Linked DNA regions of Mus musculus: all the other regions are linked to region 3. The links are chromatin loops, found by intact Hi-C in ENCODE. Cell type or tissue: heart. All regions are shown on one strand.

Region 1 (8,000 bases), 67 kb before region 3:
GCCTGTTTTCTCAGGCCTCAGACCTAGTCCAGTCTCAGCAGGATAGGACTGGGGTTTGGTACAGAGGAGGGGTCCAGCTACCTTGAGCCCTAAGTTGTAGAAAAATGTAATCCCCAGCAAGGCCTATACCTCCCCCAGGGTGCAAGAGGAGTGTGTCTGAATAATTGCAGGCCTCCAAGCCTGTATCACCTGGGGCTCCCACCCCAGCCTCATGAGAGGGGCCAGGTCCAAGCTCATCTGTGAGTGGGAGGGAATGAGACGCTTCTTGTCTTTTTATTTTCTTCAAGGTCACAACTTAGGGAAAATGCAATATCTGCTTCCCACAGGCTGCTGCTGAGGGTTAGAGATGTGGGCAATCGGCAGACACGGATGGAAGCTGAAGAGCATGCGTGCGCATGCACAAGGCACACGCGTGCACACACACACCACACACACACACTCACACACGGATTGCCTTGTATGTACATACACATTGTTTCAATTTGTATGCCCCACTATATACCCATTCTCTCCCCTGACACTGATCCCAGTATGCGTGTGCATGTGTGTACATGTGTGTATGAGTAGGCACGTGTATGTAGAGCCTAGAAATTGACTGCAGGTATCTTAGTTCTCTCTCCATCTTTTTTGAGACAGGATCTTTCAGAAAAGATTTGGTTAGACTAGCCAGCCAATAAGGCCCAAGCATCTTCCTGTCTCTGCATCCCCAACACTGGGGGTACAGGCAACATGGCTTTTTGCATGGGTACTGGGAGTTGATCTGAACTCAGGACCTCATGAGCGTTCCACTTGCGCTTTACTGACTGAGCCATGCCCATCCCTCTCCTCACTTCCCTGGCAGTCTGCTAGCTTCCTGCTGCCTCCGCTGTTTCTCCAGGCCCATCTGAACCCATCTCCTCCATCTGTCCCACAGTCCTTTGGGCCTCCCAGTCCTTTCAGAACTTCCAAGAAAAACTACACAGAAGGTCTGGCTTCTCAATCCCAGGTTAGACCACCAGGGAAACAAAGCAAAGAGAAGGACATCCTTTCAGTCTGTTCTGGTTGCTGGGGTCCTGACAAGCTTTCATAGGACGAATAGGACCAAAGTAATGTTCCCAGAAACGTGGGGAAGGAAGCACTCAAGCAGGCTCTGAGAATAAATGAAGGACAGATCTTTATACGGGTACATGGTAGACCAAAGGCTCTGCTACCCTTCAAAGTGGTCCACCATGATTCTGTTGATACTCACCTGGAGAAACTAGGAAGACAGGTTCAGACTAGATGTTCTGGAGGTTAGCTTCCAGGACCAGACAAGCCCCCCACTCTACCCCACCCACAGCCTTCTTCAAGTCAGCCCCTGAGCCAAGGACACCAGCTTCCTCATCTTCTAGAAGGCAAGTGGCAGACAGACTCCCAGGTCTCAAGCCTCCTGTAGGCATTTGCAGCCTGAAGACCTCTCCCCAAGGTCAAGGAGCTACAAAGCCTCTACAGAGGGGGTCAATGGCTGTGTTCTTACCCCTGAGCTTACCTATCTTGGCTAGCAAGGAAAGATTTCTGGAGGAGGCAAGGCTCACAGAGATGTCCCCAAGAACAGGACCCTTTCCATAGGAAATGCTGGCAGATTCCGAGGTCAGGAGCCAGTTCAGGGCAAGTCACAGGGTGGGCAAACTTGGGCAGTCAGGTGTTTGGACCTCCTGAATGAGCCCTTTCTGGAGTTATCTTTATTCCAGACCATATTCAGGGTCCTTTGAGGTCACATAGCGGAAAGGAAATCCCTGATTCTTTTGGACTTGGCTAAGCCCCAGTGTAACTGCTGGGCAAAAAGCTGCACCCAGGGAATCCTTAAAGAGAGAGGGGCTGGGCTGGAGAGATGGCTCAGTGGTTAAGAGCACTGATTGCTCCTCCAGAGGACCTGGGTTCAATTCCCAGCAACCTTTTCTGGTGTGTCTGAAGACAGCTAGAGTGTACTCATAAATAAATAAATAAATAAATAAATAAATAAATAAATAAATAAATAAATAAATAAATAAAGAGACAGAGAGGCTGCTCTGAGACAAAGTCCAACCCAATGCCCTTTCTCATCTGTCTCTCATTTCAGACTTAGCAGGGAAGTCACACCCCTGCTTCACTCATCTTTCTTCCGGCTCCAAGGCTGTTCAAGTCCTTGTGGATCACCAGAGTCTGTCATTTGGAGCATAAGTGAGCTGTTATCTTCTGCAGAGTGATGGGCTCTCATCTTGAGTTTTATTGATTAATTGCAGACTAATGAACCATCACTAATTGCTGCTTACACCTAGTAGGCTTTTATGCTGATTACTAATTACCCCTGGTGGGTGTCTATCCTGGTTAGGTTTTGTCAGTCTGACATAAACTTGGACATTCCTGGGAAGAGAGAATCTTTAGCACTTTCCACCGTGGGCAGTGTCATCCTTGGGCAGGAGGGCCTGGGTTGCATAAGACGTGGAGCTGAGCAAGTCAGGGAAAGCAAGCCAGTAGCAAGCATTGGTTTCTGCTTCAGCATCTGCCTTAAGTTCCTGCCTTGGCTCCCCTCTTGAGGGTCTGTAACCTGTAAGCTGAACTTAGCCCTTTCTTTTCCAAGTTGTCTTTGGTCATAGTGTTTAAGGCAATGTGGAAGCAAGCTAGGATCACCTCCACTCACAGAACAGCTGCCCGGAGCCAGGAAACTACAAGCTGAAGGCTGGTGTCCCCTGCCAACAGAGGACCTACCTCTGCCTTAGCTTTGGAAACAAGAAAGGGCATCTGGTCAAGCCTTAACTCTTTAAAAGGTCAGGCTGGGTGTGATGGTGCATCCCTGCGATTCTGGCACTTGGAAGGAGAAGATTACAAGTTCGAGGCCAGCCTGGTCTAAATAGCAAGTTCTAGGCCATCCAAGGCTTCATAGTAAGACCTCACCTTAAAAAGCCAGAAATGAGTGTGCCACGACCTGGAGAAAGAGCCCTTCCTGCCCCACTGCTGCCCTCTTCCAGACATGCTCACTTCTGCCAGGCAGCAGAGTCCTCCAAGCTATATCTCAGGAGTCTAGTGCCCTGGAGAGAGCTCATGCTGTCAGGGGCTGAAAGTTCATCTCAAACTGAGCCCTCAAGGGACATGTGCTGAGCTGATGGGGGGAACATCTGGAAAGAATGCTTGTAACTACAGTCTAGGATGGAGGTGTCCCAGGACAGCCCCACTTTAACCACCGCCACCAGCTGTGTTTACAGCTCTGGGACATAGGGAGGTTCTCACTGAACAAAAATTTGGAGGCCCTGAGCCTCTTGAGTAAAACCATATGGAGCAGGTGTGGGCAGGAAACCAGGCTGATGGAGTCCCAGGGCCCTCTCAGGATCTGCTCTGCAGCCTTGTCTCTTTCCCTGGGGGCATCCTTCTGGAAGACAGAGGGTCTTGATGTCTGCTGGAGTCAGTGGTCAGATGGGAACTGTTACATCTATCTGTCCCACTCCACGGCAGCCCACCCCCTCAGTCGAGTCTTCCCCTCTGCAGGGCCTCAGCCTTCTTGCCTACTGCAAGGGTATGATGCCAAGCTCCACCCCACAGATGCTGAGGCAGGTCACTGTGAGTCAGCCTCTATCTTCTCTGCTTAGACGTTTTTCCACTGGAGCTCCTTGGCCAAAGGCAGAGGCAGGGAGGTCCAGGTCATAGGCTAGGTCTCTAGGCTGATCACTGTGCCTCTTTGGAAGGCTAAGTTAGGGCCTTGATGCCAATGGCCCTCTTCCAAGAGGGACAAGGGCTGCATAAAAGATCAGTGTGGGTAGTTTAAAGGACTTTAGAGTTTGGAGTCCTGCATCCTTGCTTGGGGACCTATTAGCCTCATGACCTCTAGGATCCTAGAAATGCTCTGAGCTTCTGGAAGCCTGTGTGTAAGATGGGGTCTGAAGCCTACACTCTCTGGGCATGTTTGTCATTTACTTCTAGTGTCCTTCCCAATTAGTCACATGGACAGAGCCAAGATCAGGCTCAGTGTGGGCCAGGGTCAGGGCTCAGTCCTGACTCTGACTGTCTGGCCCTGACCTGCTTCTCCCTCTCAGCTCAACTAAGGCAGGCCTGGCCACATGCACAGAGGAACCACCCAGGCTGGCCCTGTCCCTGCTCATTAGCTCGGGGCAGCAGGCAGCCAAGGTAGCAGCTGCCAACACTGGCAGTCCTTCCCCAGACTTTGGCCAGGGGTCAGAATCTATAGGCCATCTCCTAGTGCTCCCCCATCCGGCACTCTGGGGTATCCCCACCTGTCAGGACCACTGCCTTCCTGGTCCCTGCTGGGCTGTGACTGACAGGTCTCTTTGTGCCAGGCTGGAAGATAGATGCTGGACAATGGACAAGTTAGGGGAGTCCTGGGGCCCCGGGCACTGACCCAGCAGACCTGGGTGTGGAGTCTGCCTTGTGTAATACAGCTAGGGCTCTAAAGAACAGAGTTTCCAGGCTAGAGAGCAAGCCAAACTACCAGACTTGTACCAACATGAAGGCCAAAGCTCATATCATGTCCATGGAAAGACTGAGACTTGGAAGCCGAGGGACTGCTTGGCAGTCACACCAGGTCGGGGCAGTGGGCCAGACTCTGGCTCTTCCTGACCCTAGTTTGACATCTCTCCACAGCTTTTTCTGCTGGGTCTCACGTGCCCAGTGTGACTACTGGCTGAGGACTCCCTTACCCTGCGTCTTGCATTAGTCCTGCCAGCATCACCCAAGGCTCTTCAAATGCTCCCACGTGAGGTGTTCAGGCCCAGAGAGGTGAAGCAACTTTCCCAAAGTCACACAGCAAGTGAGAACAGCATCGTATCCATCCATCCATCTATCCATCCATCCATCCATCCATCCATCCATCCATCCATCCATTACTAGCTTCCAGCTTCCTACACTCCATGGGATTTTGTAACAGGGAAAGAATGAGAACAAGACACCTACTGGGTGCTCATAGAATCAGTGGGACCTGATGAACAGCAGTGAATAATCCCATAGCCAGAGCTGTGGAAGTCTATAGTCCAGTGGAGGATGGGAGGAGGAGATGCTGGCCTGGGAAACCAGGGGGCTCTTGTTTGAGGAGGGGCTCTTGTTTCTTGTTGGAAGAGGAATGCAAACCCTTGGGGTAGGAGGGAACAGTGGTTGTGAAAGAACTGGGGGGGGGGTGTAATTATGGCTGGAGCAAAGATAGAAAATTGGGGTCATGCTGCTGAGAAGCTGGAAGGACTCAACCATGTTGGGCCTGGAGTTCTCTTTATCCTGAGAGCAGTAGGGAGACATGGGCTGCTATGATATTTTGATGCCACAGTAGCAAAGGGACACCTGACTTAGGAGGAGGTTGGCAAAGGTGTAAGATTGGATGTACCAAGAGAAGGTGGGCAAACAATTCAGTGGCCTACCAGGAGGTGGAGACCTGTGGTCAAGTTCAAGAGATGAGGAGGGCTTTGGCTCTCTTAGCTGCAGATTGGATAGGGCAGGGTGTGATTCTTGATCCCAGGATAGCATTGAGAAGACGTGGAGAGGATTGGGAGTGTGTAGCCATGGAGGAGACCGAGGAATTTAATGCTGTGTAGGAGACATGAGGAGCAGGGCCAGAGAGAAATCGGAGAGTAGGGTATCCTGGAAGGCAAGAGAAGAAAGGGCTCTGAGACAGTGAGCAGTCACCAGGGACTGGCGCCACCGGGAGACTTGTTTTACACAGAGGATGTAGCCCATGAGGGACTCAAGAAAGAACTGTTGCCAGAGTAGTGGGTGGGATTGGAAGGTGGCTTGGACAGAGACGGGCAGAACCATAAAATAAACCACTGGATCTGTGCTAGGCAGCTGTGCCTGGGCTGGCTGGGGCTACTGAGGAGTGAAATGGCCTGAATCTTCTGTGGTTCCCACTAATGAACAGATGTAAGAGTAGTTTGGGGCTTCCTGCCCCACCCACCACCTTGGCTATAAACCTGCCTGCTGAGAAAGTGAAAAAGTCAAAAAGGACAGGAGTCTGAAACAAGGTCTCAGAATCCCCATGTGAGGTGGGCCAACATGGCTGTGCGGAGGGAGCAGGGTAAAGCCAAGCTGGATGGCTAAACTCGGGACATCAGAGCCGGGGTAAAAATGTTTAGAATACGGAGTTACATATGTGTATGTATTCTGGTCTTATTGAAGTACAATTGAAAAATAAAAATACATATTTGAAATGCATGCCATGATTTGACATACCTACTATGAATGAGGGCAGGTAATCAAGTTAAAAGACCCACCCTTTCACGGTTATCCTTTTGTGTGTACGTGGTATGTATATAGTTGCACACTGTATAGCAGGTCCCCAAATGTATCTACCTTATAGCTGGATGTTTGACCTCTCTGACAGAACTCTTTAATTGACATCTCCCAATTTTCTTCATCCTCAGACCCCGGCGCTACCTCTTTGTTTCGTGAGTTCAACGAGATTCACATTAAGTGAAATAATGTGGTATTTGTCTTTCTGTGCCTGGCTTATCTCACTTAGTGTAGTGTCTTCCATGTTAGAGGAAGTTACATATGGCATGTCTACGTGTGTGCACGTATAAATGTGCACATACACAATGATATAATTAATTAATTACTTGTGTGTTCATAGGGCAGAGTGGTGCATGTGCCATGGTGTATGTTCAGAGGACAGCTTACACGAGTCAGTTCTCTCCTTCCACACGTGGGTTCCAGGGATGAACCCAAATTGTCAGGCTTATGGACAGCACTTTCACCTTCGGAGCCATCTCAAGTGCTCCAGGGCTGGCTGCCTCTTACCTTCCTGGTAATAGCGTTCTCAACAGGATTGGGAGGGATGGCCTTCAAGTTCCGATTTGCAAGTCTGTGGTAATTAGTATACTAGTGTGGAGCACCTTCTCCTACACCTGTCTCTCAGTTGTATACCTTTTAAGTTACTATTTTATTTTATTGAGACAGTGTCATGCAGGAAGGGCTAACCTTGAGTTCACGACAGAGCCAAGGATGACCTTGAACTTCTGACCTTCTTCGGTGGCCAAGTGCTGACCTGACAGGTGTGCACCATCAGTGCTGGGTCTGTGTGGTGCTGGGAATCAAACTCAGGGCTTTGTGCATGCGCGCTAGGTAAGCAGTCTGACAACTGAGCTACAATCCTGGTCTGTTAGTGTGGCTTCTCTGGGAAAGTATCTGTTCAGGTTCTTTGGGTGTGTGTCCATAATGTGTGTCAGTGTGTGTGTGTGTGTGTGTGTGTGTGATAGTGATGGTGATTAGGGATCAAACATATTCCAGGGCTTGGAATATGTTAGGCAAGCACTCTACCACTGAGCTATACTCTCAGTCCCCTTTGCTCATTTTGATTTTGATTTCTTTGTTTTGTTTGTTTGTTTGGTTGGTTGCTTGGTTTTTGACAGGGTCTTACTGTGCAGCCCTGGCTTGCTCAGAACTTGCTTTGCAGACCAAGCTAGCCCGAACTCTCTGAGATCTGCTTGCCTCTGCCTCCCTGTGGCTGGGATTAAAGTTGTGTGCTACCACAGCAGAGCCTTTTGAACACTGAGTTGATTTTCTGCTCCTGGGATGTGTAAACTCTCCCTATGCTTGGGCCGTCGACTCCTCATTAGATGCGCAGTTTGTACATGCTTCAGACCGGTCTGTTTCATGTCAGTGGTAGCTTTCCTCTGCTGTGCGGAGCTTTTCAGCTTCTTGTCACCCACTTGTTTATTTTGCTTTTGTTGCTTATACTTTGGATGTCAAATTAAAAAAAAAAATCCTTGCCAAGACCAATGTAAGGATCCTAGGGAAACTGTTTACTCCTAGGTCCTAACAGTTTCAGAGTTTACATGTGAATGTTTATAGTTAAAAAGAAACATATTGAAATATTCATATGAGGAAAGGCTTCAGTGGACTTCTTCATTGCATGCTTTAGGCTTTAGTGGACTTCACTGCTTGCTTTGTTCTGTATTGTAATCAGACCTGGGAAGGCATCAAGTTCTTTCTAGGGTTTAGGGAGCAGCTCTAGGGTCTTGGGAATTCTTGGTCCTCCCTCTGGGATTTCGACCTGGGGCTTGGAGTTA
Region 2 (8,000 bases), 120 kb before region 3:
AATGACGGGAACTCTCCTCTCTCCTAAGCCCACTGTTTTCCCAGGGAGAAGCCCAACTAACCAGGGGAAGAAGGAGCCGTGGTAACAGCCTGGCTGCCCTAGCCCAGCCTCCAAGCCATTCCTACTGAGGACACAGTTGAAGCTTCACCTGCTTTGACCAGCAGCTACCCTGACCCATACCAGGATGGCAGTGCTATCTACTAGCGACCACGCCCACACACCCCAACAGCCAGTAGCAGTGTGGGCACTGGCCATGCAGAGGACCTTACTCACTGCTAGAAGTATAAATAAGAAGCAAGAGATGAGGGAGGTGTCTCTGGCCAGGCAAAGGCCAGTAAAGAAGCTGGAGGCAGGGCTAGTGTGGGCATGGGCTGGGACTTCCTGGAAGTCACACCCAGCCTTTTGTTTTTATCCTTTGCTCTGAGGCCTTCCTCAACTTTGCCCCATCTTTAAGGGTCCACCCTGGGGCCCCTTCTCCCAGGAACCTCCAGGGAAACTGTTGGGTCAGATCCTGGTTTCTGAGGCAGAGGTGGGACTTGATTAGATGATGTTTGAGAAGAGCTGCATCGCAGGCCGGAGGCCAGCACAGCTGCAAGGTCTGGGCCCTCATAGCATACAGGTGGACTTCATAGCCACAGGTGGACATTATAGCACACAGGTGGACTTCATAGCCACAGGTGGACATTATAGCACACAGGTGGACTTCATAGCCACAGGTGGACATTATAGCACACAGGTGGACATCATAGCACACAGGTGGACTTCATAGCCACAGGTGGACATTATAGCACAGGTGGACATCATACCACACAGGTGGACTTCATAGCCACAGGTGGACATTATAGCACAGGTGGACTTCATACCACACAGGTGGACTTCATAGCCACAGGTGAACATTATAGCACACAGGTGGACTTCATACCACACAGGTGGGCATTATAGCACACCCATCGACATTATAGCCACAGGTGGACATTATAGCCACAGGTGAACATCCTAGCACACAGGTGGACCTGGCCAGGGATCTGGAGCAGGCCCAGTTTGCCCGGCCTGCCCAATTATCCAGGGTGGGTTGTGTCCAGGGTGTCAGCCTCAGGAGCTCGGTGTTAGCACAGAGAGTAGTTGGGAGCCATAGCAGGTTCTAGAATAGAGGACCTATTCATCTGAAATTCTGTTCATCAAATAATTTCCCTTGACTGACAGCTGGGCCTCTGAATCACAACAAATCCATGCAAAGTGCTATTGCAAATAGTTTCCCCTGCTCTATAAAGGTTGCCCTCCCGGGGATAGGGACACAGTAGCTCCTTTATTCAGTCCAAGGTTACAGCAAAGAAACAAAAGCACATTGCATTTTCTCTGTCTTCTGTTCTTTTCCTTCCCAAGCAGCAGAGAAAGCTTTTGTGCTTACCTTCCTGAAGCTCTGAGGGGCTACAGGGCCTTGGCCTGCATCTGACCCCGGCCCCTGTTTAATTGGCCCCTGCAGGAGCCAGGCTGGCTAATTGGGCCGAGCCAGGACCACAGGGCTGGAGCCTGAATGGGCACAGAGGTTTGTAGAGCTTTCTGAAAGATGCCATCTAATTTCCTGCTCCTGTGCCCTGCCCCCAGGCCTTGCTCGGCTTTACCCAGCTTTCAAGGCTCCACTCTGGGTCCTCCTTCTCCAGAAAGAGCCTGTACCCTGTAAGCCAGCATCAGCTTTCCTCCAGCATGTGGCTCAGAGTCCTGCCTCTGCTGGTTGCAGTTTGGAGCTGACCTGACTGACCCTTGCCTTCAGGCCAGGGAGTCCAGGGCTGCTGTTCAGGGGGCTGTAGAGGGGACAGAGCTCTCCCCAAAGTGATTCTGATAACCCTATCACAAGGATCCTTCCCGTTGGTCACCTCCTTATTCCCCTGCTTTCAGAGAGAGGCTGCCTGTGATTGTACCCATGGGCCTTCTCTGATGCTGTCCGCTGACTGCCAGAAGCCCCGTCCTCTGTTTTCTTCCCCTCATCTGCCTTCTTCCTTCTCTGGGTTCTGAGTGTGGGCTCTAGTGGCCTGGGTTAGAACCGGGACCCCCATCAAAGGTTCCTGAGACCAGGATCAACTAGGAGTGGTGTCCTGGCCCTCCCCCACCTTACCTCCTACTCAGGCTGGCTCTGGGAATGCCTCTGCTGGTTGCCTGGCAACACACCCTTACACACCTGCAGCTTGAAGGAGCTGACCCATCATGAGAATCAATGGGTATGGGGGCAGACTTACAGAGCGGCTGTCAACTAGGCCCAGGGCAACCTTGGGAGCTGGAGGGGCTGGGTCTCCTGGCTCCCCCATCTGTGCAGATAGCAGCTCTGTTACCCAGTTTGGGTCCTCGGGGACTGTTGCTACAACAAGTGTCTGCTTGGTGACTGGGGCTAGCCCTGAAGCAAGCAGGAGGCAAACCATGGGGCCTCTTTCTTTTGAACTGAGGCGGGGGACCCTTGGATGGGGTGATAGAACAGGCTCACACATTGCCAGTGAATTGCAAGGAAATGACAGGCCTAGAGAGGGCCATGGGGGGGGGGGTGTCCTTCAGGACCTTAGGCTTCTGATACTGCTACTTAGAAACCTTCCCTATGCCCTGTCCTCCAGCTCTGTCTTGTCTGATTGTCCCCTTTGTCTGTCTCCTTCTTATGGCTCTTTCACCCACTGGTCTCGCCCTTTGTCTCCCTGAATCTCGCTGTACTGTCCTAGCCGTACCCAGGCCCCAGCAACCTAAGCTGGGCTCACCCTCCTCCCAACAGGCACAAGGCTCCACACCCCACCCGTGACCCCAGAGGCCTCCAGCTCTGTTTTCCTGACGGCCTGGGCAAATTCCTTTCCTTTTAGTTCAGTGCAGACATGGGTGGATGTTTTTGAAAGGAACTCTCTAGGAAGCAAAGGAAAACAAACCCAAACACCCCAACCCAGTACCTAGAAACGCAGGGTCCCAGAGGCAGGGCTCTCTACGGCAGCAGCCAGCCACGTGAGCTGCCTGAGCTGTACAACCCCCTCCTTGGGTCGATCGGGGAGGAGGGTGGTGGCTGTCACTTGTTAGCCTGTCTGTCCCAGGCATTCGTGGATTACAGCTTTTCATGATAGGACCCCATCAGCAACCAACAAGATGCCCTGGCAGTAACGGATGACGTAAAGATGTGGTGCTGGTTTAACAAATGCATAGATGACTGTAAGGATTCTCTGGAACCTCTGGGGTGGTGCAGAATAGTCTGAGTCAGACACCTCTCCTTCAGAATTGCTGTCCACAGGGGCCTCTGGCCCCTGTCAGTATTGCTGATGTAGGCTGGACTGGGGAAAGACTCACTTTTTCTGGTTTGCTGGCTTCATTTCACACACACACACACACACACACACACACACACACACACACACGTAGCTCATATTCACCGGTCCTAGTGAGACGGAAAGACTGGGCTCTGCCACTAATTCCCTCAGACAGGCCACCCAACATCTTTAGGCCTCGGTTCCATTCTGCGAGATGGTCCCCACATCACTGCATCCATCGAATGGGGTGATCAGGGGGCAGCATGTTGCTCTGATGCTCTGGGTACACTCCATGGCACATAGGAGTGGCTCCAGAAATAGGACTTCTTCTTTGTGTCACTTATGGGGGACTCTGGAGGGCCCCATACTCTCCAACAGGGAAGAGAATGTGAGACTTGATGTGTGTGCCTCCCAGGAGGCACCATATATAGGCTTAAAACCACCCCAATCCATCTGTTTGGCTTCTCCCTTGGCTGCTGCCTCCATTGGTGCACCTCTCCCTCCCACAAATCTAGGGCCAGAAGCCTAGGAGGAGGGCACTGGGCCACTGGTGGCTGCCCCTCTCCAGCAAGCCTCTAGCCGTTGTCCCAGAGGGGCCCCTTGGACCCCTTGTCTGCTGCACTGCCAATCGATCAAGTGTTCTGCCATCCTCGGACGTGCCATGAATTTTTCATCAAAAGCCTGTAGACTTTGGGAAATGCACAATTAGAAGCACCATCAATAATGTACCACGTGGAGGCATCCACAGGGCGCAGCCAGGCCCCAGACGTGACTGTCTTCCAGTCCACTCTGGCTAGAGACAAGAGGCCGGCCCTGAGTGCACCCTTGGGGGCCCAACTTTGGATACAGAACAAGTACAGCTGCTATGAGAGAGGCAGCCACACCCTTGGCTGCTTGAGCCAGCTCCTGGGAGCCCAGGCCAGCCACAGGAAAGACTAGCCTGATTTGGGGTGTTCTGTCAGTAAAACAAAGGCGGACGGGTACCCCACAGCTCATTCCTTACCCCATATAGCACATACGATGCCAGACAGTTATAGGAAGACTTTGGTCTGGTTGATTTTGTTTTTTGTTTCTGTGGACCTAGTGCGTGGCTTATCAAGGCCTTAGGAAACAGCAGTTGAGAGGCAAAAGTGCCTCCCAGAGCTAGGTCAGTACTCTGACAACTCCCAGGTCAGAAAGCTGTGCTGTAGGCATGATAAAGTGATGCATACCTGTAATCCTAGCACCTGAGAGGTAGGAAAGGCCGCCTGAACTACACAGAGCTCCAGGCCAGCCTGAAATACCAAATGGGATCATGTCTTTAAAAAAAAATTATATATATATATATGCTGAAGGCAGAGACAGTCTATTCAGAAAGAACAGTTCAACAATACTACCTCATTGCTTGGCTGGTTCTCTGGGAGGCAAGCTGGAGGCAGTAGGCCATGGCCTGGCCTGTCCCCCACCCACCCAGAGGAGCTGTCCCACCCTAGGCTCCTGGGCTGCCCTTGCTCAACAGAGTTGGACATGGCTTCTTTGACCCTTTCCAGTCCTGTGAGCCCAAAGTGGCCCTGTTGTTGGAGTAGGGACCCATCTAATCCAGGCTTTGGGGAGCAGAGCTGGAACCAGGAAGGAATACCAGAACACCTGTGCTCTGAGGTCACTGGGTGTGAGAAGGGGGTTCCTTGGCAGGGCTAGGACTCAGCCCGCTGGGGTCAGGATGGGGTGAAGGGTTACAAGGACCTCAGGCCAAGTTTAGCTCACCAGGTTGGGGAGCTGGGGTGGAGAGGGAGGAGGGGGAGGGGGAGAGGGAGGGGGAAAGGAAACAATGCCCCTGTCTTTGGTGATCCTAGATTGACCTTCCCTGAGAGTCGCGGCTGCAGGAAGAAGGCTGCTTGTGTCTATTCTGCAGCCCACCTGAGAGGGATGCATGGCCCAGAAGCTCTTGATAAGGACACATGAAAAGCACAGATGGTGCCAACAAGTGCAAATTAATTGAGCAAAGCCTGCGTACACAGGCGCTGTGAACAGGCGGCTGACAGGAGGGGAGGGGCTGGAGGGGGACAGGGCAGGGAGCAGGGAGAAGCCTTAACGAGCACTTATCGATGTCTCCCTGGATCCACAGCCCAGAGCGCGGTTATTGACAAAGCCTGTCTATAAATCTCCCAGCCATGTCTCCAGAAGCCTTAATTACGGGGCCTCATTACCCTTCACACCTCTAGGCTCTTGGGGACCAGCTTGGACAGGAATGGCTGATTCACAGCAGCCTTGCTGGGCCTTCCCGTGGAAGGGGCCCAGGTTGGGATGCCTGGGTCAGGCTGGGGCTATGTGTCCGGAGGAGCAGGCGGGGTTCAGGCTCCTAGGCTAAAGAAAGGACGTGAAAGGGATTTTGCAGTCAGAGAGCTCTAGATTCATGATCCAATTTGTCCAGTTACTGTTGACTCCAGGAAACACCTCACCTCTCTGTGCCTCAGTTTAACTCCTATAGAGTGAGGAAAGGGTTGTAAGAAGATTAAGTCTATCTGTGTCCAGCATGTACCATCTGAATGTAATGCTGTCTGGCCACAGTCGGACCTTGGGGGCTCTTCTTTTGCACATCACATCAAAATATGAGGAAATCGCCCCAACCACAAAATGATGGCCCAACCTCTCCCACTCCTGGCTGACATAAGGACCACTGCAGCCTTGCCAGAGACAGGTTTGGCTTCACTCATTCGCTCCTGCCTTCTAGGTGTGAATTAACAAAAGAGTAATTACATTCACTGAACTGTCTGTCCCTTTCATCTGCATCACCAGCTGCAATTACAGGCCTGGTCTTTCCCACCACAGTCGGAACCCGGAAGCTCTCTCCACCAGCCAGTCAGCTGACCTGGAGGATAGCAGCTGTGCTCCTGTGGCGAGCAAGTCACCCACTTGCTCCTTTGCACATTCTCTTTAGGAGAGCATACAGTCCAGGCTTTAATTGGAGGCAATTTTACCCCCTCCCCTGAATTATTCTTGTGAAGCTGTGTGATTGTGGCTTCCTATTCATTGTCCCCAGGAGGCATCTGACCAGAAGAGAAAGCCTGGGTTGGGGCTGTGGAGGGCAGGAAATCTGGAGGTCTCTGCCTGGTCTCTGTCTAAGGAAAGGAGCTCTGGGTGCATATCTGAGCCTTTTGGAGACTCAAAGATCCCCTTGAACATGTGCATGTATGTATGTGCCTGTGTGTGTGTGAGTGTATGTGTATGTGTGTGTGTGTGTGTGTGTGTGTGTGTGTGTACTGGTGGATGCATTGAGGTGACAGGGGCTCAGGTGTCATGGGCAGCTGGTGGTACAGTATGTGAGACCTGGTCCCCCTGAGCTTCCGTCAGCCAGTCTTGGGTCAGCTGACAGGAGGACCCAGGAGGTGCAGACTCAGAACAGGCATGTCTATGTCTGCCCTGTAGCCAGAGGACTTAGCTCTCTAGGATAGCTACGGAGGTGGCTCAACATCAAACCATACACTTACTCAAAGCATCATGGGATTTTTGGGATATGTATTTGTATATATCACATATATGTGATATATATGTATAAAACTTGTTTCTACTTCTTGAGTCTGAGTTTTGTAGAGAGTCAGACACGCTTGCTCCAGGGGCTTTCTCAGAGAGAGGCTGGCACACCTGAGAGATTCTTGGGTAACTAGGTGTTCTGTCTGAGTATGGAGCATGTCCCACACACCTCGCAGACTCCACCTGCACTGTCTCTTGAGGGCTCTGAGCCAGTACCCTTCTGATTTCACAATGCTCAGCTTTCCAGCCTTTAGCCCAGGCCCCGTTGTCTCAGCCCTGTGCTGTGGAAAGCCTCCAGTTCACCTGGGCTATCCACAGCCTCACATAGTGCTTTGGTTTTTGGTGTCCTGGTCGAGCTTCCAGAAACCTGTATCTACCTTGGCCTGGTGAGGCTTCATCCCAGGGCTCAAGGGTCCCTTGAGAGCTCCTTCGTGCCTGGCCTGTCACGTAGCCTCTTCTCGTCACTATCCCCTTCACACTTCACCCTCCCTATCCCTGAGAGTCTTCCTGCAGGAATCCCTAGCCAGTGTTAGTCCTGTGTTGGTTACTTTGTCAATTTGACAGGATCTGGGATTACCTAGGAGACAAACCTCTGTCACATCCGTGAGGCAGTTTCTAGATTAGGTTGATTGTGTTGGGAAGAATCCCCCTAACTATAGGTGGCCCCATTCCACAAGCTGGGGTCCTAGGTAAATAAAACAGAGAAAGGAAGTTGGGTGACATCACTCATCTCTGCTTCCTCACTAGGGATGCGACGTGACGGGTGCTTCCTGTGGCCGTCCACTGAACCCTCGCCGTCCGTACAACCCAGGTTAAACCCTTTCTTCCTGAAGATGCTTTTGTCTGGATTTCACACAGCAACGAGAAATGCAACTGATGCATCAGGTCCTGTGGTCTTTCCAGGCAGGGAACACCCAATGGCATCTGGCAGTGACCGAGAGGGGCTGAATGGGTGTCTTAGTTAGGTCTCTACTGCTGTGATAAAAGCATTGTGGCCAAAAGCAGCTTGGGGAGAAAAGGGTTTATTTCAGCTTACATCGTCCAGGGAAATCAGGGCAGGAATTCAAGGCAGAAACTTGGAGGCAGAGCTGATACAGAGGCCGCGGAAGAGTGTTTCATGAAGGAGGCTTGCTCAGCCTACTTTCGTATACAGCTCAGATCACCTGCCCAGTGGTCACTGCCCCCTGTGGAAGGGTCTTTCCATATCAATCATTAATCAAG
Region 3 (8,000 bases):
GCCAGGCAAGCACTCTGACAACACAGTTACATTCCTGGCCTGCCCTTTGTCATTTGAGTTCTGACACACTTGAAACCCAGAGATGGGCAGTAACTTACCCCAGGGACACAGCATATGGAACCTGGCTCCATCCTGGTGCTTTCTCTCAGACGTGAAGACATTCTTGGCCCTGGCTGGTTGATGCTGACAAGGACTGGACATGAGCTGCAAGTTGGAGGAGCATGAGGGAGAAAGGAGGCCCCACATGTGGACACTACTATGGGAGAGGGGCTGGCCAGCTGCCAAACTCACAGCTGCTACTCAGACTCAATCTCTTGCCTTCAGTCTGCTGAGCTCAGCAGTCCTAGGGCTCTGGAACGAGGCCAGGCCTTCCCCTGAAGGTCTTCACCCCTATGAGCATACATCCAGTCTTTAAAGGTGGGGAGTAGGGAGACCCCTCTGACCTAGCACAGACAAGGAGTTCTGCAGCATCTCTGCTGGCAGAACTATTTACATCCTCGCTGCTATGACTAACCTCCAACTCTCAGTCCTACCTCAGGTATCTGAAGAGAGAGCCTGGGTGCACTGTGTTTTCCTGTCTCCTTCCTCCTGTCTTCAGTTTCTTCCTTGTGTTCTGTCCCCTGCTTCCCCAACCTTCCTTCAGTCTCCTTCCTTCCTCTTGCCCGATCTGGCCCCAACCATATACATCTCTATTCCTGACACTCTTCTTAGGGCTACAGCCCAGGCCTTCCCACCACCTTACAAACCCTTTACAAAATGCAGAAAGCAATGGTTAAGTTTCTGTCTCCCTCATCCCATGGGCTAGTTTGAAGACAGTAAATCTGCAGCTTGGTACATGTTAAGGCTTAGTAATGAGTCTGGGCTCCCCTTCCATGCCACATATGTCCTCTGGTTCTTGTCCTGTGTTGGCACAACTCTCACATATGGCCATCCCACCCTCTGATAAAGAGTCTTTGATCCCAACAGAATTCTAAGCAGATGAAAGCAGAGCATCAGAAATGCTGTTTGTTTATTTATTTATTTATTTATTTATTTATTTTTCTGCTACCCAGACTGGCTAGCCTCTTCAGAGGAGGAGGGGGAGTAAGTGTCTCAAGAGGCAGGCACATGCTGTGGGGCTTGGGGTGAGAGGAGAGAAAGGCCCAGTGAGGGATGATTTCCATATCTCATCAGAGAGCATCTAAAAACAGGAAAGCTTTTAGCCTGCCCAGCCATGGCCCGTGGTACCTCCTTTCCAGATCCTGTACTGGCCACTCCAGACCCCCTTCTAGCCCAGCCCCAGTGCCCACCTGGATGGCCTCCACAAGCTCTTTACCTCCATGGCTAGAACTCTCAAAGTAGGTCAGGTTAAGACATTGTTGTTGCCCTGTTAGCAGGCTGCCCCTGCTAGGAGCACAGGCAATGCTGTTAGCAGCAACTAGCACTAGAGATGATGAGTTTTGGGATATAGTTCTATCCTAGCTGCTAGTTCTGAGCAGATCTGCAAATTGGAGTAATGAGCGGCCTGGATGAGCTTAGAAAAGGTGATAGGAAAATGTGAAGTCCCCAGGCTAACCTCAGGCCTCACCAATTCCAGACCTCGTGGTGTTAAGACGGAACATTGGCAGGAACGTGATCAGGGGGAGTTAGGAAGGCCCTGGAGCTGCTCTAGCCAACCAGGGCAGGGTGTAGTTAGAAGTAGAAAAAGGAGAGAACAAGCAGGCTTTGGCCTAGCAGAAGTATGCCAGAGAACTGCTGCGCAGGCCTCCCGTCTGCTGCTATTGCAGCTTCTGGGGGCCCAGCACGGCTGAGGTAAATGATAACCACGTTGTCTTCCGGTCCGGATGGCTGTACCTCGTTGTCAACCGTATAGCAGCCCTTGCCCTCCACTGCTTTGCCATGGAACTTGTGCCCCACAGCATCCTCTCCCCCCTCACCTGGGGTGGCCAATGCCACATTTACAGAGCTTTCGGCACTGCCTAGCTCATTGGTGGCCAGGCAGCTATAGGTGCCCTCCTCCAGCTTGCCAAAGTCAGGGATAAGCAGGCTGCCATTGGCAAAGGCCTGGAAGCGTGGCTGCCCACTGGTTGCAAGGGCACCAGGCAGGGCACGTCCATCAGTGCCTACATTAGGACTGGCGATCTCCACCGTGCCGCCCGGGGTGTGAATGTGCCAATGGAGCTGGGGGACTGGCTGTCCATCCACGTCACAGTGGAGTGCCAGCACGAAGCCAGGCCGTAGCTCTGCTCCATCTTGGCTGGGCTGGTAGCTTAGTTGCACTGAGGGAGCTGAGCAGGGCAGGGGTGGCAGGCGGCCTAGTGGGATACCCTTCAGGACGTGGGGTGTAGTACAGGCAATGTTGTCCTGTTCTGGAATAGACACCGCTGAGGCCAGGGCCCATGTCTTGAACCACACGATGCCACAGGTGCAGTCGAAAGGGTTGTCATTGATCTGCAAGTGGGACAGCGCGGTGAGCGGTGCGAAGGTGCCCTCGGCCAACGCGTGCAGGCGGTTGTGGTTGAGCTGCAGGGAACGCAGGGCGCTGAGGCTGCTAAAGGCGTCCCGAGGGATGAAGGCTAACTCGTTGCTGTCCATCTTGAGCAGCTGCAGAGCGCTGAGGTTGTGCAGGTCGCTCCAGGCAAACTCAGAGAGGAGGTTGTGGCTGAGGTCCAGACTCTTGAGATGGCTCAGAGGGGCCAGAGCACCAATAGCCACCGAGCGGATCTCATTGTGTGCCAGCCACAGCGACTGCAATAGGGGCACTTCCCTGAAGGCTCCCTCCGGCAGGCCTGGCAGCCTGTTGGCTGACAGGCTCAGTGTGGTCACATTGGCCGGGAAGCCCGGTGGCACACCCTCTAGGTCACGATAGGCACAGTCTGCAATCTGGAAGCCATACTTCTCCCCACAGTCACAGGGCTCTGGACAAGCTCGCACCAGGTTCAGGAGAACAGCCCAACAAAGCAGGCACAGTGCCCGCATGGTACGTCCTACGGGGAAGGGCATGCCACCCGGGTGAGCCTAGGATTCATAGAAAGGAGTTGTCCCTCCTCAGATCCCTGCCCAAACTCTCCCCGTTAGAAGGCCCTGTTCCACATAACCCAGCCAGAATCCAATACCACCTAACCCACCACCCTCACCCCAACAGGAGAAGAAACCGAGGCCCAGAGGAGGGCTGGGACTTGCCAAGGTCGTGTGTGCAGTCAGTCAGGATGAAGACAAGATGGAAGTGGACCCCAGCTTCTCCTTTGCACACAGCTCTTTCTGCCTTGGCCTGTTCCTAGCTGACTTTATGACTTGAAATCTGTTTTCCAGCCACCCCCTTCCCCCCGCACTGCACAGAACCTCCCTTCTGCCCTCCCACATCCTGGCTACAGCTCCTCCCACTAGAGCCCCCCATAGGTATGTTTTGCTTCCCTGGTCCAGACAAGGCCCCTTGTGCAATGCACACACACACCCTCCACCCCTCCCACTCTGTGGCCTGTTCTGTTCAAACTATCCCAGGCAGCTGCCTAAATAAACCAGCTAGGACCTCTCAGCTAAGGCAGGGGGGCCAGAGGCTCAGCTCAAATGCAGCTGGAAATTCTGGGGTTGAGATTGTCCAAGCAGATGCTCTGAGCAGGAGCCTGTTCCAAGTCCCTCAAACCCAGAGGGATGTGCTAAAAACACACCCCTAGCTTCCTCGCTCCCAGCCACGGGGGCCCCTTCTTTCCTGACTTACCTCCAAACTGTTCTTCTGAAGTCAAGCTTAACAGCTTTTAAGATGGAACCAAAGCATCTAAGGACTGGATTGCTCGCAAGTCCACAGGACCAGGACTGCTGGAGGAGGGGTCTGGCTGGTTTGCACACCCGGCTCAGGGTGCACGGGACAGCTCTAAGCAGGGCTGCGGGGGAAGGCTCTGTGCTGCTAGACTCCTTTCAACAAAATGAAACTGAGTTTCAGCAACAGGGACTCTGCTTCATAGCTGACACTAGAAACTGGACAGGGAAAGAGGCCAAATTTGGGGTTGTTCATGTGTTCTCTCTCTCTCTCTCTCTCTCCCTCTCTCTCTCTCTCTCTCTCTCTCCCTCATCTCTGAAGTTCCAACTTCTTAAAGTCACAGCACTATCTGTGTAGGACCCAAGAAAAGATGAGGCCAGAAAGTTGGGTTGTTTTTGTTTTTTTGGCTTTTTTTTTAAATAGGGGAAGGGTGAGAAACTGGATTTCATGGAAAGTGGGAAATTTCTAACCTCGCTTCCAACAAGAAAAAAAAAAAAAAGCAGCCCCTTCTTCCTGCCTGGCTGTGTTGGTGTTTGTGTGTGCTGTTGTGTGTGCACTGTGGGCTTGGTGGTAGTGGGGAGTGGATGGATGTCACTGTGTGTGGATAAGTCTGTATATTAGAGATATGCAGTAGGAGATGTGTGTGTCTGTGTGGGACTGTGTGATGGTGGTTTGTATTTGGACATGAATTAGTCTTTTCGTGAGTATGTATTCCTGTGTGTCTCTCTTAATGTCTGTCTGTCTGTCTGTCTGTCTGTCTGTCTGTCTGTCTCTCTCTCTCTCTCTCTCTGTGTGTGTGTGTGTGTGTGCTGGGGCTTCTTGTTGGAAAACTGTAAGGACCAAAGTGTAGGGAATAGCCACCAAGCTCTAACCCCTGGTCGAGAAGCCAAAGTGTTAAGCTTTTTTTTTTTTTTTTTTAAGTAAATATATCCTGAAGTCTGAGGCTGTTGGGCAGGGAGCTCCCAAGGCAGCAGCCCAGCCCCACACTGAGTGGGCTGTATGTGCAGGCAAGATGACAGAGATGACAGCATGCCTGACAGAGAGCAGAAATCAGCCTTGGCAGAGGTGTCACTGGCTGGGGATTCTGAACACCCTGGCTTGCAGACAAAGAGGTTCCACGGTCCAGGACCCAGCACTCAGAGCAAGGCTTCGGGGCCTCATCTCAGGAACAGTCCCTGTGGCTCAGTCCCCTTGGTGTTGAAGTCCTGTAACATGCTAGACAGTATGGTGAGCGTTGCTACTTCTGGAATCTACCATCCCACACTATGTGAAAGGGGCAGCTACATCCTGTGGGGCGGATGTGAGACCTTTCTCTCAAGCATAAAGGACCATGGGTAGGAATGGATCGAGGAAAAGGTTCAAGTCAAAGGAGCTGGAGGAGAACTGAAAGACACCTCCTAGCATGGACCCCTCTGCCCTCCACAGACTATACCTGTCTGTCTCCCCCCTCCTTGCCCTCGCCCATGCTTCCTCTTCTTGTCTGCTAACCTGATAGACTCTGCTTGCCCTCTCGGTGAAGCCAAGGGGAAGTGGGTATTGTCATCGGTGAGAAGTGTATGAGGAGCCCCACCACGGTTCCTTACCTCCCCTGCTTGTCATGAAGCTGTTGAAGACCCCAGAGTGTTGCTTGCAGACACCAAGTCTGAAGCTAGGGAAGTTATTATAGATTCCTTTAGGTGTGCCCTTCTTGCCTCTCCTGCCCCAGGAAGCCTTTTCTTCTACCTTGCTTACTGTGTGGGAGAGTTTGGATAAGCAGAGCCTGGAGGCTTACACACATTCAGATTCAACAAAGCAGGGGGGATCTGACCCCAGGGTTTGTCAGGGGCAACTCACTTGTGACTAGGGCCTCACTAGGTTTCTCAGAACACAGACACACACACTCACTCACTACACAAAGCCCATACCATCAGCCCTACCTGAAGGGCCCTCCAAGGAGCTCAAAGTCCCCACTCTCCCCTACTTCTCTAAAGTTCACCCAAGGACAGATCAGCCTCAGTCCCTACCCCTTCTGCTGTGACTGTTTCCTTCTGGCACAGATGATACCAACCAAGTGGCGCACACCTTTATTCTTGGCACTTGGGAGGCAGAGGCAGGCAGACCTCTGGGAGCTCCAGATCAGCCTGGTCTACAGAGTTCCAGGACAGCCAGGGCTGTGTAGAGAGATTCTGTCTCAAAAACAAAAACAGAAACTAAAACTAAAAGGAGGAGGAAGAGAAGGGAGAGGAGGAGGAGAAGGAGGAGGAAAAGAAGAAGGAAGGAAGGAAGGAAGGAAGGAAGGAAGGAAGAAGAGAGAGGAGAGGAGAGGAGAGGAGAGGAGAGGAGAGGAGAGGAGAGGAGAGGAGAGGTGAGGTGAGGAGAGGAGAGGAGAGAGAAGAGAGAAGAGAGAAGAGAGAAGAGAGAAGAGAGAAGAGAGAAGAGAGAAGAGAGAAGAGAGAAGAGAGAAGAGAGAAGAGAGAAGAGAGAAGAGAGAAGAGAGAAGAGAGAAGAAGAAAATAAAAACCACCTCATCCTCCAGCCTTCTGAGGTCCCTAAGTCTGGGGTTGGTCTCCTCTCTGTTGATCTCACTGCTTGCCCAGCCTTTCCTTTCCCACTCTTGCTCTGACCTGCAGCCATTTGTTCTTCCATGGCTAGATAGATGCCTTGTCTTATAGGCTGCTGTTGAACCCAGAAGTCCTTTGGTGTATGAATGAGTTGTTGGGTCATCAGGTGCCATAAAGGAGTATTTTAGGGTTCATCTGTTCTCCTCCCTGTGGCCCAAATGAGGACTCTAGGCCAGATGGGAGGAGGGATGTGCCCAAGGAAAGTTCCTTACAATGAGGACATTTCAGGGAAGTTTGTGTTCAATGCCAGGGAGCCAAATTTTTCGTGGATGGGAGGGCCTCACTAGCTGTCCCAGGAACAGCAGGCCTGACCTCCTCATTCCCTACCAGCAAAGCTTTTTTTTTTTTTAAAGATTTATTTATTATTTTATGTAAGTACACTGTAGCTGTCTTCAGAGACACAAGAGGGCATCAAATGTCATTATGGATGGTTGTAAGCCACCATATGGCTGCTGGGGTTTAAACTCAGGACCTTCAGAAGAGCAATCAGTGCTCTTAACCATTGAGCCATCTCTTCAGCCCATCCAGCAAAGCTCTTGATGGCAGCCAATCCCTAGTCCCTAGAATCCCATTTCGGAACATCCCTGGAGGCTGAGGGCAGGAGAAACAAGTGGGGTGTGGCCCACCCAAGCAGAAGAGACTATATGTGTAGTCACAGGTAACTCAGCATCAGCCCAAGTCCAACTAAGGCTGCCAGGGTACAGGGTGCCTCCTCTGCCACCAGGGAGACAATGAAACAAGGGCTAGGTCAGAGCAGGTGCCTCTCTTCCCAATCTCCTCCCAGCCTGGTGCTAGCTCCCTGCCCACCACTGGGGCCATCCTTGCTCAGGTCAGAGTAGGCCCTGGGAGGATACCTGAGACCTTGACTGTCACCCAGAGGCTGGAGACTGGAGAGCCTTTCTCAGATCCTCAAGCCCCCTGAGCGATCTTAGTCTTCGGCAGTCCTCAAAGGAGGGGCACTGAGGAAAGGAAAGAGGAAAAAACAACCCATCTTCTACCAGCCCAGGGTCCTGCTCCCAGGGTTCTCTGACAGCTTGCAGAGTGGTCAGCCCACTGCCCTGCTTTGCCTGCTGGCCTTTCTAAGATCAAAGATCCTCATTGCTACATCTAACAGGTCTAGTAGATGGTGACAGTTGGTCTCTAAGGATGGGCTGGCGCTCACTCCCCACCCCACCCCCACACACACACTCCCCAGCTTTTCCTTCTTTTTCCTTTCTCATTCTGCAGACTCAACCTTCTCTCCTGCTGCCCTCCCCTACCTTCCCTTTCCTCCTATCCCACCACCTCCAACTAAAGCAGCCAGTCCCACACCAACTGCGGCTGCTCAGCCAGAAACCCTCCAGTCCAGGGAGGCCTGTAAGGGGCCACTGCACCATGCCAGGCCACGCCAGCTTTTCCTGGAAGGCAAGAAAAGAAAAACCCCAAACATGGAGGGGTGTGTGTGTGTGTGTGTGTGGCACAGGGGTCAGAGCCTGCAGGGAGAGAAAGATGGGGAGAAACAGAAACCCAAGAAGTAGCAGCCAGTGAACTAGGGCGGGGAGCTGCAGAGTGAGGCATAGGGTATATGTCAGGGGAGTGGGGTGGCGGGAACCCAGGTGGAGAAAGGAAGCCATGAGGAGGCAGGCGTGGAAAGAGATGAAGACAGGGCTAGAGTCTGAAATAGA

What was found. Peaks named below come from ENCODE experiments on the same cell type or tissue, not always from the same donor. Only the 100,000 strongest peaks of a DNase experiment are listed, where the experiment ranks them.
Region 1: it touches region 3 in a loop (2.5-fold over the local background); 3 of 42 quality-filtered maps call a loop at or near these places.
Region 2: a loop joins it to region 3, with 2.2 times the contacts of the local background. A loop is called at or near these places in 8 of 42 quality-filtered maps.

The regions. Positions count from the first base shown.
Region 1 is chr9:58,088,608-58,096,607 of GRCm38, forward strand. All of the region lies in intron 4 of Ccdc33 (coiled-coil domain containing 33), which reads right to left. It also overlaps a transcript of Stra6 not described here. Among named protein-coding and RNA genes, the nearest start is that of Ccdc33, 26 kb to the right of the region's middle. In heart, a CTCF peak has its summit at 4,205; DNase peaks (open chromatin) are centred at 3,234, 3,574, 4,094 and 4,454; H3K27me3 peaks cover 3,269 bases.
Region 2 is chr9:58,039,730-58,047,729 of GRCm38, forward strand. The region is part of intron 11 of Ccdc33 (coiled-coil domain containing 33); the gene reads right to left. Gm16130 (predicted gene 16130) reads left to right here. Exons shown (of 5, transcript NR_168941.1): 5 at 7,527-8,000. Among named protein-coding and RNA genes, the nearest start is that of Gm16130, 11 kb to the left of the region's middle. In heart, no CTCF peak of the experiment used is centred here; DNase peaks (open chromatin) are centred at 2,872 and 4,092; H3K27ac peaks cover 1,487 bases; H3K27me3 peaks cover 1,798 bases.
Region 3 is chr9:58,155,265-58,163,264 of GRCm38, forward strand. It overlaps Islr (immunoglobulin superfamily containing leucine-rich repeat), which reads right to left and starts at 3,290. Exons shown (of 2, transcript NM_001195431.1): 1 at 3,163-3,290; 2 at 1,000-2,966. The coding sequence starts at 2,958. The coding sequence ends at 1,672. In heart, no CTCF peak of the experiment used is centred here; DNase peaks (open chromatin) are centred at 277, 3,467, 3,857, 4,767 and 2 weaker places; H3K4me3 peaks cover 867 bases; H3K27ac peaks cover 4,107 bases; H3K27me3 peaks cover 513 bases.